Linked DNA regions of Homo sapiens: all the other regions are linked to region 4. Evidence: chromatin contacts called from ENCODE Hi-C or POLR2A ChIA-PET data. All regions are on one chromosome and are shown on one strand. Each heading gives the region's core, a stretch centred on a gene start or an enhancer-like site at or near the end of the contact. The rest is flanking DNA. Distances are from core to core; before and after follow the strand shown. Region 1 overlaps AZI2 (5-azacytidine induced 2). Region 2 overlaps LOC105376993 (a long non-coding RNA gene). Region 3 holds the start of UBE2E2 (ubiquitin conjugating enzyme E2 E2). Region 4 holds the start of TOP2B (DNA topoisomerase II beta).

The links. Hi-C counts contacts between places; a loop is a spot of excess contacts on that map. ChIA-PET counts read pairs that join two places held with the same protein, here RNA polymerase II (POLR2A). Pooled maps may share reads with other maps.
Region 1: a pooled map shows a loop between it and region 4 (4-fold over the local background). The contact joins the enhancer-like site here to the promoter of TOP2B in region 4. A Hi-C loop is called at or near these places in 4 of 50 pooled maps.
Region 2: a loop to region 4 is called in a pooled map, with 9 times the contacts of the local background. The contact joins the enhancer-like site here to the promoter of TOP2B in region 4. A Hi-C loop is called at or near these places in 1 of 37 single-sample maps with no recorded cell type and 3 of 50 pooled maps. POLR2A ChIA-PET finds 5 or more read pairs at or near these places in 1 of 52 experiments (OCI-LY7).
Region 3: a pooled map shows a loop between it and region 4 (15-fold over the local background). The contact joins the promoter of UBE2E2 here to the promoter of TOP2B in region 4. A Hi-C loop is called at or near these places in 6 of 50 pooled maps.

What each region holds. Positions count from the first base shown.
Region 1 is chr3:28,325,344-28,328,050 of GRCh38, forward strand. It overlaps AZI2 (5-azacytidine induced 2), which reads right to left. Exons shown (of 8, transcript NM_022461.5): 7 at 1,489-1,607. Among named protein-coding and RNA genes, the nearest start is that of ZCWPW2, 22 kb to the right of the region's middle. Within about 2 kb of position 1,273, at least 3 of the 41 ENCODE cell types and tissues checked have a DNase peak (open chromatin) inside an H3K27ac peak, as active enhancers do.
Region 2 is chr3:23,652,453-23,655,152 of GRCh38, forward strand. It overlaps LOC105376993 (a long non-coding RNA gene), which reads left to right. Exons shown (of 3, transcript XR_940651.3): 3 at 2,216-2,532. Among named protein-coding and RNA genes, the nearest start is that of UBE2E1, 150 kb to the right of the region's middle. RefSeq lists a silencer at 2,293-2,476. Within about 2 kb of position 1,284, at least 3 of the 41 ENCODE cell types and tissues checked have a DNase peak (open chromatin) inside an H3K27ac peak, as active enhancers do; they include OCI-LY7, where a contact is called at or near this core.
Region 3 is chr3:23,201,770-23,204,710 of GRCh38, forward strand. It overlaps UBE2E2 (ubiquitin conjugating enzyme E2 E2), which reads left to right and starts at 1,558. Exons shown (of 6, transcript NM_152653.4): 1 at 1,558-1,695. UBE2E2-DT (UBE2E2 divergent transcript) reads right to left here and starts at 1,224. Exons shown (of 2, transcript NR_136176.1): 1 at 1,095-1,224. RefSeq lists enhancers at 231-1,206, 619-678 and a silencer at 1,029-1,718.
Region 4 is chr3:25,663,657-25,666,356 of GRCh38, forward strand. It overlaps TOP2B (DNA topoisomerase II beta), which reads right to left and starts at 1,251. Exons shown (of 36, transcript NM_001330700.2): 1 at 573-1,251. The coding sequence starts at 641. It overlaps MIR4442 (microRNA 4442), which reads right to left and starts at 1,283; the gene lies at 1,217-1,283. RefSeq lists enhancers at 1-30, 988-1,551 and silencers at 318-506, 461-820.

The sequences.
Region 1 (2,707 bases), core at 23-2,522, 2.7 Mb after region 4:
TAGAAGAAACAGATTGAACGACATTATAAAATAAGTTCATTGTTTTTCCTGGGAGGGTGGATATGGATGGAGGAGAACTGGAAGTGTAGTGTTTGGCTTTGGAAAAAAGGTGATACAAAGGTCAGGAGAAAGGTGGTTCTAGTCTCATCTCTGTACTCCTCAAAGCAATGAGTTCTGTGTAAGGAGTGGTGACCTTGAGCCTACCACTGTCATAGGAAAAGTGCTAGAAAACTTATGTTCCAAAGCACCGAAAAATATTAATCAGCTAGGAAGGAACACAAGGATGAGCCATGTCCAAGTATGAAAAGAGCATTGCTCCTTTATTATTCTTTGGTAGTTCTATTTATCATGTAAACAAAGCTACATTGAAAACTCAATGCAGAATTACTCTGTGAGTCCCTTTATAGAGAGATCTTATTTGTACATTCAACCTTTGGTCTCATATATAACTCTGACCACTGGAAAACTCAAGGACAAAGTGAACCAAAAATTAAGCTGGACTTGCTAAAACACCATACTATTTTCCCTGATTTATATGTAACCAACTCTCTAAAAATGAAAAGGAGTTCTACATTCAATTTTCCTTCCCAAAATTTAACATTTTTCCTCACTAATAAACACTCCTGAGGAGAACTATTTATGACACAATCCTCTTGTGTCCTCTTTAAGACAATGTGAAATATAAATAAGTAATTTTAAACTAGATGGTGATAATCTTTTATAAAAAGTCCTATCTCATTTTTAAAAAGTAAATTTTAGGGCATTCAAATTTGTATCACACAACTTTTCAGAAATATACCTGTTATGTAATACTAGGTACAAATGTACTGATTTTTCTCCAAGGTATAAAAATAGCTTTGGCGAAAGTAGCTACTACTAGTTAACACAAAACTCAAGAAGTTAAATCAGTCAAGCAGTTAAATATGAAAGGCAAAGCAATGAAAATTTTTGTTTGGTTGAAGGGCATAAGGGGAGAACACCTAGTCTTCGTTGTAATCAGCTATATCCTTTATGGAAAGAAAAGCTTATAAGAAATGCAAAAACCCAAATAATGAATCAAAGTTTGTTTTCTTTTTCAAAACAACCTAAAAAGCTAGGTGTTTGGTGTATTCTGTAGCACTGGAATGAAAATTTGCTTTTGGTGTCTTTTTTTTTTTTTTTTCAAATATATGAAGTAGCTGTGGTAAAAGGTCAACTAGAGCAAACTTAACACCTCAGTCTTATACACATAAGCAACACTTGGCTGAGAAAAGCCACAAGGGGAAAAGAATACAGTACTGAAGAAAAAACACATCAGCAACACCTTTATGTGTGAAGTTGACCAGTATGAGACTGAAGCCAAAGCAGAGAATGGGTAGGCTGCGAATGTACTATATATACTTTGGCTTATCAATCTCTCATTTGATGAGATTTTGATAAGATATGACAGCTAGTTGCTCTTCAGGCAGTTTGGCTGGAATCAGTGGTTTCCGGTAAACAGTGACTTGCCTTTCTTGATTGCAGTTGAGGTTTTCAGTTTTCTTAGTAGTTCAGCTTGTACTTGAGTCACCAGATGTAAATTAGACATTTCTCTCTTCAGTTCCCAGTATGCATGCTGCATATTATCACTGAAATAAATTTTTTTACAAAAAGTTAATACTCATCATTCTTTTTTAGACAAAAGGGAATAACTTTAGAAATATGCAGATCAAGTTTCTGCTCCAATTAGTTTTGAGATGATGTAAACTGAAAAAAACAATTGAAAGATATTTAACTAGGGCATTAATAAGTGAAAAGATCTTGAAAGAATAACACTGTCCATCTGATATGTAGCAATTAACTATTATATTAAACGGTATAATAAAAATAAAATTATAACTGATAAGAGCTTCTTGCAGAGTCTCAGAACTGAGATTTCATTTTAGGCTGTAATGTGCAGCTATTAATTAGTAAGTAGTAAGAAATACATTCTTTATTTGCAAATCTGATTAAGAGTAAAGTTACATTCATTCAAATATGGATCAATTTGTATTTATCTTTTGATTGTTTTGACACTGTGAATTGAAATGATATATCAACTGCTGAATATATATCCAAGTCTACATTAAAATAAAATTTAGGTTTCATGCATTACATTCTTTATGTTTGACTGGGCTGTCTCATAATGTTGGTTCTAAACCAATGTGACATGACAGCACAAGACATGAAGAGCCAGATGATTTCCTGGTAAGGAAAAAGAAGCTAGAGAGGGAAGATTATATGAAACAGAAATAGAAACTTCAAAAATGCCTCTCCTGTTTTTATAATTAAAAGTATTTTACCTCAATTATCTAAGAAATTATAATTAGTGATTTTAAATCTAATTTTTATAGATTTTGTTTTCCATTAAACATTCATATTCAGACATTCATGATTTTCTTTTTTTGCTGCTTAATTGCCAACTAAATGAAATTAAAATCTTCAGCACATATTCTCATTTTGTTGTACAGGAATATCACAAAATATTAAATGTAAGACTAAATCTTATAACATTAAAAAAAAATTATTACCCCTTAGATACTAGTGTAATTTTAATAGTACAGAAATCAAACTAGACAAACGTGTCACCTTATGCTTCAATTTTTGTGTTGCCATAAACACTTAAACTTCAAAAGGATAACATTTTTGAAATCTAATATCTCAAATTACAGAATATAGTTTATATTTAATATATAATATATAAAATATT
Region 2 (2,700 bases), core at 34-2,533, 2.0 Mb before region 4:
ACAAATTTACAAGAAAAAATCAAACAACCCCATCAAAAAGTGGGTGAAGTATATGAAAAGACACTTCTCAAAAGAAGACATTTATGCAGCCAACAGACACATGAAAAAATGCTCATCGTCACTGGCCATCAGAGAAATGCAAATCAAAACCACAATGAGATACCATCTCACACCAGTTAGAATGGCGATCATTAAAAAGTCAGGAAACAACAGATGCTGGAGAGGATGTGAAGAAATAGGAATGCTTTTACACTGTTGGTGGGACTGTAAACTAGTTCAACCATTGTGGAAGTCAGTGTGGCGATTCCTCAAGGATCTAGAACTAGAAATACCATTTGACCCAGCAATCCCATTACTGGGCATATACCCAGAGGATTATAAATCCTGCTGCTATAAAGACACATGCACACGTATGTTTATTGCGGCACTATTCACAATAGCAAAGACTTGGAACCAACCCAAATGTCCATCAGGGATGGACTGGATTAAGAAAATGTGGCACATATACACCATGGAATATTATGCAGCCATAAAAAATGATGAGTTCATGTCCTTTGTAGGGACATGGATGAAGCTGGAAACCATCATTCTGAGCAAACTATTGCAAGGACAGAAAACCAAACACCGCATGTTCTCACTCATAGGTGGGAATTGAACAATGAGAACACTTGGACACGGGGTGGGGAACATCACACACTGGGGCCTGTAGTGGGGTGGGGAGAGGGAGGAGGGATAGCACTAGGAGATACACCTAATGTAAATGGTGAGTTAACGGGTGCAGCACACCAACATGGCACATGTATACATATGTAACAAACCCGCACGTTGTGCACATGTAACCTAGAACTTAAAGTATAATTTTAAAAAATCTAATAATTAAAATTAAAATTAAAATTTGCAACTTGTCCAGAGATTAGGAATTAAAACCCAAACTTAAGTATCTTAAAATTTCTATCTAATACAATGGAACCAATCTTTAAGATACTCTCATTTATTAAATTTCTCCATCTGTGTTTGTATGATACTGCTTGTGTGTCTAGAATTTTTACTTCTGCCCAAAGAAATTTTGCTTATTGTTGCTAAGTTTTTAGAACACCGTCCCTTGATGGGGAAAAATAAATCTATAGGGATTTAACTAGAAGTCCTACTTCAGAGATTACTTTTCAAGATGTGTAGAAAGAAGAGGGCCAAGGAAAACCTCACTGACCTTTTCCCCCAGCAATGAAAATGTTCAAGTTTCTTAAAATAAAAAGCAAGCACCTGAGTGTTATTTATAATTTCAAACGTTCAGTTTCAGTTTCTAATCCACCAAGTCCTCCACCTCCAAAGCTCACAGTGACTTTCCTAAGCAGCTTCATTTCACACGGTTCCCTGTTGTCTGCTTTCTTTTATGGGTCTGTAAACTCTAGAAGATTCAGTTATGCAAAGGAGGTTACAAATGCTGTCTTTAAAGGAGGGGAGAAGCAGAAAGGTAAGTGGAAAAAGCCAAATGAGCCACCAGGGCTGCTTCCTGAGAAAGCTGACCTCCCTCTTGTCTTCATTGGAGGGTAAGTCCTCAGTTGACACTGTCAATAGGTCTTTGGAAACTGCAACTTTAAGCGGAACGACATAGGACAGATCAATTTTACTGAAGGCTAACTGATACAAACAAGAGTTAAGTTCCCTTGGCACGTTTCTGATCACAAAAACATTAAACTTCTAAATAAAGATCAAAACACTTCTAATTTTAAACCTTAAACTAAATGTGAGCTAAGGTACATTTAAGAAAGAATAGGCCCAGCATGGTGGCTCATGTCTGTAATCTTAGCACTTTGGGAGGCCGAAGCATGATGATCGCTGGAGGCCAGGAGTTCAAGACCAGCCTGGGCAACATAGGAAGACCTCATGTCTACAAAAATAAAAAATAGCCACGTGGCAACATGTGCCTGGACTACGTGAGTTATATCTTATGACTTTCAAGTAATTCTTTGAGAGCAAGGCATGAAGGAATTGGAATCAAGAGGAATTGGCAGAATTGGGGGAAGGGTTTGAAAAGGAATTTGGGACAGGACTAAGGCTACCTTTATTAAATGTCTGTTATCTTGTTCATTGTGGAATTTTTTAAATATCAATTTTGATTGGATTACGATGCTATATTTTTTAATTACTGAGTTTTGTTTGTTTGTTTGTTTTTGTTTTTGGCAAGCCCTTAAATTTTGTTTGCATTTAATACAAGGCCTGGAAACCAGAGAAGATGACCAATTTCAAAACCAGAGAAGCAACCCTAATATGAAGTTCCAAATGGTGTGGCAGGAAGGTAGCAAGACACCTGGGGCAGATAACAACGGTTTGAGCACCTGCTCTGTGGCAAGCTGCCTGAAGGGACTTGACACACACTTGCAGACAGTTCTCAGAAAAGTTCAATAAATTGCCCAAGGCCAAAGAGCTAGTAAGTTGTGAGCTTGGATTTGAAGCTGATTTTTCTCTTCATTGCAAAGCCCTGGGCAACAGTCTTTTTGCCATGAATCGGGAATAAACAGGAGAGAGCATGGAGATGGCAACAGACTCAATTTATGAATGAAATTCTATTTTATTACTTTTAAATACAGATAAGGCCAGGCATGATGGCTTACACTTGTAATCCTAGAACTTTGGGAGGCTGAGGCAAGAGAATTGCTTGAGGTTAGGAGTTCAAGATCACCTTGGACAACACGGGGGGTT
Region 3 (2,941 bases), core at 308-2,807, 2.5 Mb before region 4:
CCATATATTTGTGAAAACAGAGTCAACAGAATTTGCTGACGAATGTGATGCTGAGTGTACAACAGAGAAGGTTCAGACATAGGGAAGTTCTGAGGACAAGGATTTTTTTCTTTTATTCAATGTCATATATCTACCACCTAGACAGTGCCTGGTATCAATAAATATTCCTTGAATAAATGAAAAGGGTAACTGATTTGTATTAAACCCATTTTGAACTTAGTAAATAGCAGTTAAAACATCTACAGTCAAATGAAGTACTGTAGCAACCATAATTTCAGCAATTAAGCAGTGAAAGATCTTCCAATCCTTTCCTCCACAAAGATAGAAGTTAATTTTGCTGCATCCCTGGACACCCCGTTGCCAACGACCCAGCATTCCGTTGGTAAGTGAGGCTGGAGGTTGGAGTGGGAGAAATTTCGTGGAAGCTAAGTTCGCAAAGCAGGTACGTTTTTTTTTTTTTTTTAAACGGTTATTTGGGATGAGGAGTACAACGGAACCTAATGTTCCCTCATGCCACCTACAGCACTGCTACTGTTCCCATATCCTTCAACTGGGCATGAAGGCAGCTTCCCACTCACTCTGACAGTGGTGCACCCTGTACCCCCACCCCTCTCTTCAATACCCCAGGGCTAAACGGCCCGAAGCTCCTCTCTACCGGCTGGTGCGCATTCTGGGCCAGGGCGAGCCAAAAGGCAGAAGGGCCTTCGTGCTGCAGTGTCTGGTGAAGACTCAGGCTTAGCCTGGAAGAAGTTTCCAGGCCAACGTGAAGTTTTCCTGTCTTGGGTACATGCGAGCCCCACGCGTCTGCGAGTTTGGGTTAGTGTGTCAACAGGGTCAGTCCCCGTATCTACTTTGCGAAAGCTTCGAGGCGAGCGTGAAGTCAAGGGCTGCGGTGGATGGGGGTAAAAGGCCTCCTCGTCCCACTGCCTGCACCGTCTTGGGGTAACCCCTAACCCCCAGCCGGCGTTTCCCTTTAATGCGCGTGCCCGGCAAGGTCCTCGCGTCCCCTCCCCTCAAGCCACCCCGTCAGCCTCGGTTTCCCCCACTTCTCCCCGTCCTTGTCGTTCCTTCCCCGTGGGACGCCCCTCGCTCACCCCCGTCAGAGCCCAGTCTGCGCGCGGGACCCAGCTGTCACTTTACTTTTCCTCGCCGCCTCCCCACCCCCTCTCCCGACCGGCGGGGCAGCCCGCCCGGGCGCGCTCCCGCCCCCGCCCCCTCGCGGCCGCGCGCCGGAGGAGGAGGGGCGGGGGGAGGAGGGAGGCGCGCGGCGCCGCATGGCCGACGTGGGGCTCGCGCTCTCGCGGTCTCTCCCGGGCGGGCGCGCAGGCACGCGCACTCGCGGGTGCGCGCGCGGACGGCCGGGCGGCGGCGGCTCCCGGAGGTGGTGGCTTCACTTTCCAGGACTCAGGGGCAGCCACAGCGACAGCCGCGGGCAGCAGCCTCAGGAGCCGGAGCTGGAACGGCCGGGGGCGGCGGCAGCGGCGGCGCTGAGGGTGAGTCCGGGCGGGCGCGAGCGCGGCGGGGACAGGCGTGGTCGGGTGCGTGGTGCGTGGGTCCGGCTTTCGGTGACTAGACGGTCCGCAGGGGACATCCCGTCCCTGGGGCCTCCCCAGTCTCCCTCCCCCTCGCGCCTGGGCAGCTCTCTCCCAGGGCTTCGGCTCGAGCCTGCGACCTGCACGGACACCCCCCCCTCAGGTATTCGCTCGGGCCGCGCCGGTGCCTCCCCTCCTCGGGCGTCCTCCCTCTCGCTGACGTCCTCCTCACTCCCCCGACCTCCCCTCCGCGTCGCAGGTCTCTGCTTACACCGCTCGTGCCCTAGTTCCCTCCTTCCTCGCTCCCCGTGCCCGGTTCCCTACGCCCCCTCCCGCGAGCCTCCTGCCCCCGTTTCTCGCCCTTTCTACCCCTCCCCCTTCTTCCCATCCCCCCCTTCTGCCTCTTCTCTCCCTGTCCTCCTTCTACCCCCTTCCGTTCTCAGTTCCCCATCCTTCTCAACCCTCCCAGCGCTTTCCTTCTCCTAGCCGCATCCTGGAACTAAGTCTTTTCAAAAGTACAGGATAAATGTCACGGTGGAAAGTGCCCGGCTTGATCTTTTGCTATTTTCCCTAATTGCATAATTGCTGCACATGGTGTGTCTCCTGGCGAGTGCCGGGTTTGGCTCCTTCGCCGCCGCACCCCGGTGGCCCGCCCGGAGAAGACCTTGTGGGGTATATTTGTGTGTGTCCTGGTGAGGGGTGTGTGTTGTATTGGTCTTTTGTGATGCCTGGCGCTTGTCACAGTTTGGAACCGAAGCCCATTTTTCTCTGGTCTCTTCTCTGCAGCCCCCACTGGCCTGGTTTGAAACTGGATTCCCTCTGTCCTCTCCCCCTTCCCGCCCACCCCACTTCTCCCCCTCTTTTCTCCGATCTCTCTCATAATGTTTTGATCTTTTTGCCCTTTACCATTTCTAATGAAGATAAAGCGTGGCTTCTTGTGGCTTTTTTCCCCCACGACCAACCAGAAATGTCCAATCCATCTTCCCTTAAGGAAATTAAGGCTGCTTTAGAAAGACATCATCCTGTGCTCGGTGGCTGTTAGACCCATTTGCATGTTTTCAAGATTCATCGTTTTGTATTGTGTATTCTTGAGAGTCTACTAAAATATTTTTATTTAAAAGTACGAAAGGAAGTGCTAGGGTTTACCCTCAAAGTATCTCGCGGTTCTAAAGGATTTTACGCTCTTCTTAGTTTTTAATCCCTGATTTCTTTAAAAAGTATGTTTCTAGATATGTGATAATTCAGTCTGGACTTTGTGAATCTAAATATTTGCCTTTACTACGGCAATTTGGATGCTCCTTGGCTCTTTGGAATTCTGTATGTGGGCTGACGCTGAAATAGAGTGTTTTCATATAATGCCATACCCCATTCTCTTTCCCCTGCAGCACCTTTTACCCCCAAATCAGGTG
Region 4 (2,700 bases), core at 1-2,500:
GTATTAACTGCTGTGAAAGTCATCCCCAATGCGCTCTCAATTGAGCGCATTGAATGAGGCTTTCCAAATTGAAGTGCAAGTTGCTGTAGAAATCCCAATGCATTCTTCTTTGAGATTAAAGCCCCAGAAAGAGCTGCATTTAGAATACACACACACACACACCCCTTTTCCCAGGGTTTTCTTGAACTACATTTGGAGAAAATGCTGCCCCACACAGACACACTTGCATTATCGCCATCCCCACCATTTCAGGTTCGGCTGCCCCGGAAGAGTCTGGTTAAAAAGAAAAGAGAGGAAGCGGGGGCTGTATGTTACGTTCGCGGTTTTGTCCCCCCAAAGTTTCAAGTACACATTACGCTCTGGCAGTCAGGACTTCCAGAGACGTACAGAGAAAGAAAGAAAGAAAAGGCGCGGGGAGCGGGCTGGAGGATTCTGCAAGCACAGGCCCCTATGGAGCGCCCGTTCGGGGGACGGGATTTCCCTCCCTTTCCCCTCCCCCGCCCGTTCGGAATTCCGCCCCCGCCGCGGGCCCGGAACAATGCAGCCGCCCGTCCCGGGGACCAGCCACTTACCACCCAGGTCAGTGCCCCGTTGCCGCCGCCCACGCCGGCTCCCGCGCCGCAGCCACCCGACTTGGCCATGGCGAGTGCCTCCAGCTCACAGGCCCTGAGGCCGCAGCCGCCGCTCCCGCCTCCCTGCGGGCCGCTGGGCCCCGCCGCTCCGCACCCACCGCTCCACTCGCCGCACTCCTAGCCGCGCCGACCCCCGCGCCCCATCGCGAAGATCCGGAGCGGACGTCCAGCCGAGCCCGCTGAGGAGGCCGCGCCGCCGGCTGCCCTCAAACTCGAGGCGCGGCGTCCGCGTCGCCCGGGCCTAGCGCGGCGGCTGAGGAGAAAGCAGGGAGCGACCGGCGGCGGCCGAGCGGCGGCGTTGCCTTCTCGCCCGCCCGCGGGCGCCGCTGCAGGCCGGGCTGAAGCCCGGGCGTGCGAGCCGCGAGGGCGGCCGGGGAGCCCGAGGCGCTCGGACGTGGCGAGGACGCAGAGGTGCCTTGTCCTTCTCACACTCCGCGAAGGCCAGCCACTCGAGTCGCCAGAGTAGTCGTCCCGGTCGCCGCCGCTGCTTCAAAGGCAGCCTTAGCCTCGCTGCAGCCCCGATTTCCTCACACACACACACCGAGAGGGACAATAAACAGAGCCGCCGCCGCCGCCGCCACGGTCACCTCCCTCTTGTCCGGCATAACACCGCACACACACATTTGCACACCGGGGAGAGAGGGAGGGCGCGGCGGCCGCCCCCGCTGTCAGTCAGCGCCATGCTGTCCAATCCGGGCCTTGTCGCCACAGCCTCTCGGCCAATCCCAAAATTCCAAGCCCCCTGGAGGGGCGGGACCCGAGGGGGGAAACGTCATTGCGGGTAGCAACCGAAAGGAAGACTTGGGGTTTTTGTTTGTGTGTGTGTCTGTGGGTTTTCCATTTGAAGGGAGAGCAGGGGCTGCTTCAAGGGTCAATTGAGGGCGGCAAAGGGAAAGGGTCGAATTGGCCTCGGGTCGATTGTAATCCTCCAAGCGTGCTGTTTACTCTGAGACCTAACCGGGAATCCGAAGCGTTTGCCTGGGGCCTCTAAGGATGAGGATGGGGGCGGGGTGGGGATGGGGGTGGCAGGAAGAAGCCGGGGGCCGTCCCAAAGGGAAATTATTTTAAAAGAGCGGTTGTAAACCGCAGGCAAGACGTTGTAGACCACTGGTGCAAGGAGGCCCCGTGACCCGGCCTCCCCAAGGGCCTAAGTGGACGCTGCTGTCGAAAAAAATCATCTCAGACCTTCTCCATCTCCTTCTTCCGTCTCCTCCCCTCACCCCAAAAGAGCATATGGTCAGTTTCAAGAAAACTACATATGAAAAGCTTAAATGATAAGGGACACACAGAGAATGTTCTAGGGAAAGAATGCAGGGTGGGTTGAGTGTTCTATTTCTACTCTTTGTTGACCTTTCTTCTCTGAACAATGCAGAGATGTCACTGTCACTTTTCTCATCTGTCCAGAACTGTGCCCCCTGCCTCTAAGAGGGCATGCTTAATTTTTAAAACTGTTTTCAGTGGAATTTTCAAATGCACAGTAAGGAATAATTTCATTCACATTAAAGCTTTCTAAGAATGAAAATTACCAATACAGCAACATCACAGTCTTTGGCAGATGGAAGATGGCTTTACTTCTTCCTGTTTTTCAGTGTAATTCCACTCAAGTATTTATTGGGCGCACACTCTGCCACGCTGTGCCAGGCTCTGCGATGGGTTCAAAGTAAAAACAAGGCCCCTGATTTCAAACCATTTATAACCTGGCTTGTGAGACAGACTAAAAGGGAGCCAACGATCACCAAAATGAGTACTTGAAGGCATGAAGTGCCACCAAAGAGTTGTGATGAAAGCTTTTTATAAAGATGAAAACAGTATTACTGTTTTTTGAAGAGGTGTTTTTGTGAACTTCCAACTGTGCATTTCCTCTCAAGGGAAAACAAAAATGTCTCAGGTCACATCTTTAAACTGCATTCTGAGTCTAGAGGTGGAGAACTCTGAAACATGGAAATAATTTAAACATAGTTTTTTTAATTAGCTCTCTGATGGCCATGTAACTTTGCCATACTAGGGACTTCAGAACAGTGAAGCCTTTCTTTACCTTGAACTTGGGGTGCAAACTTTTCTGAACCTG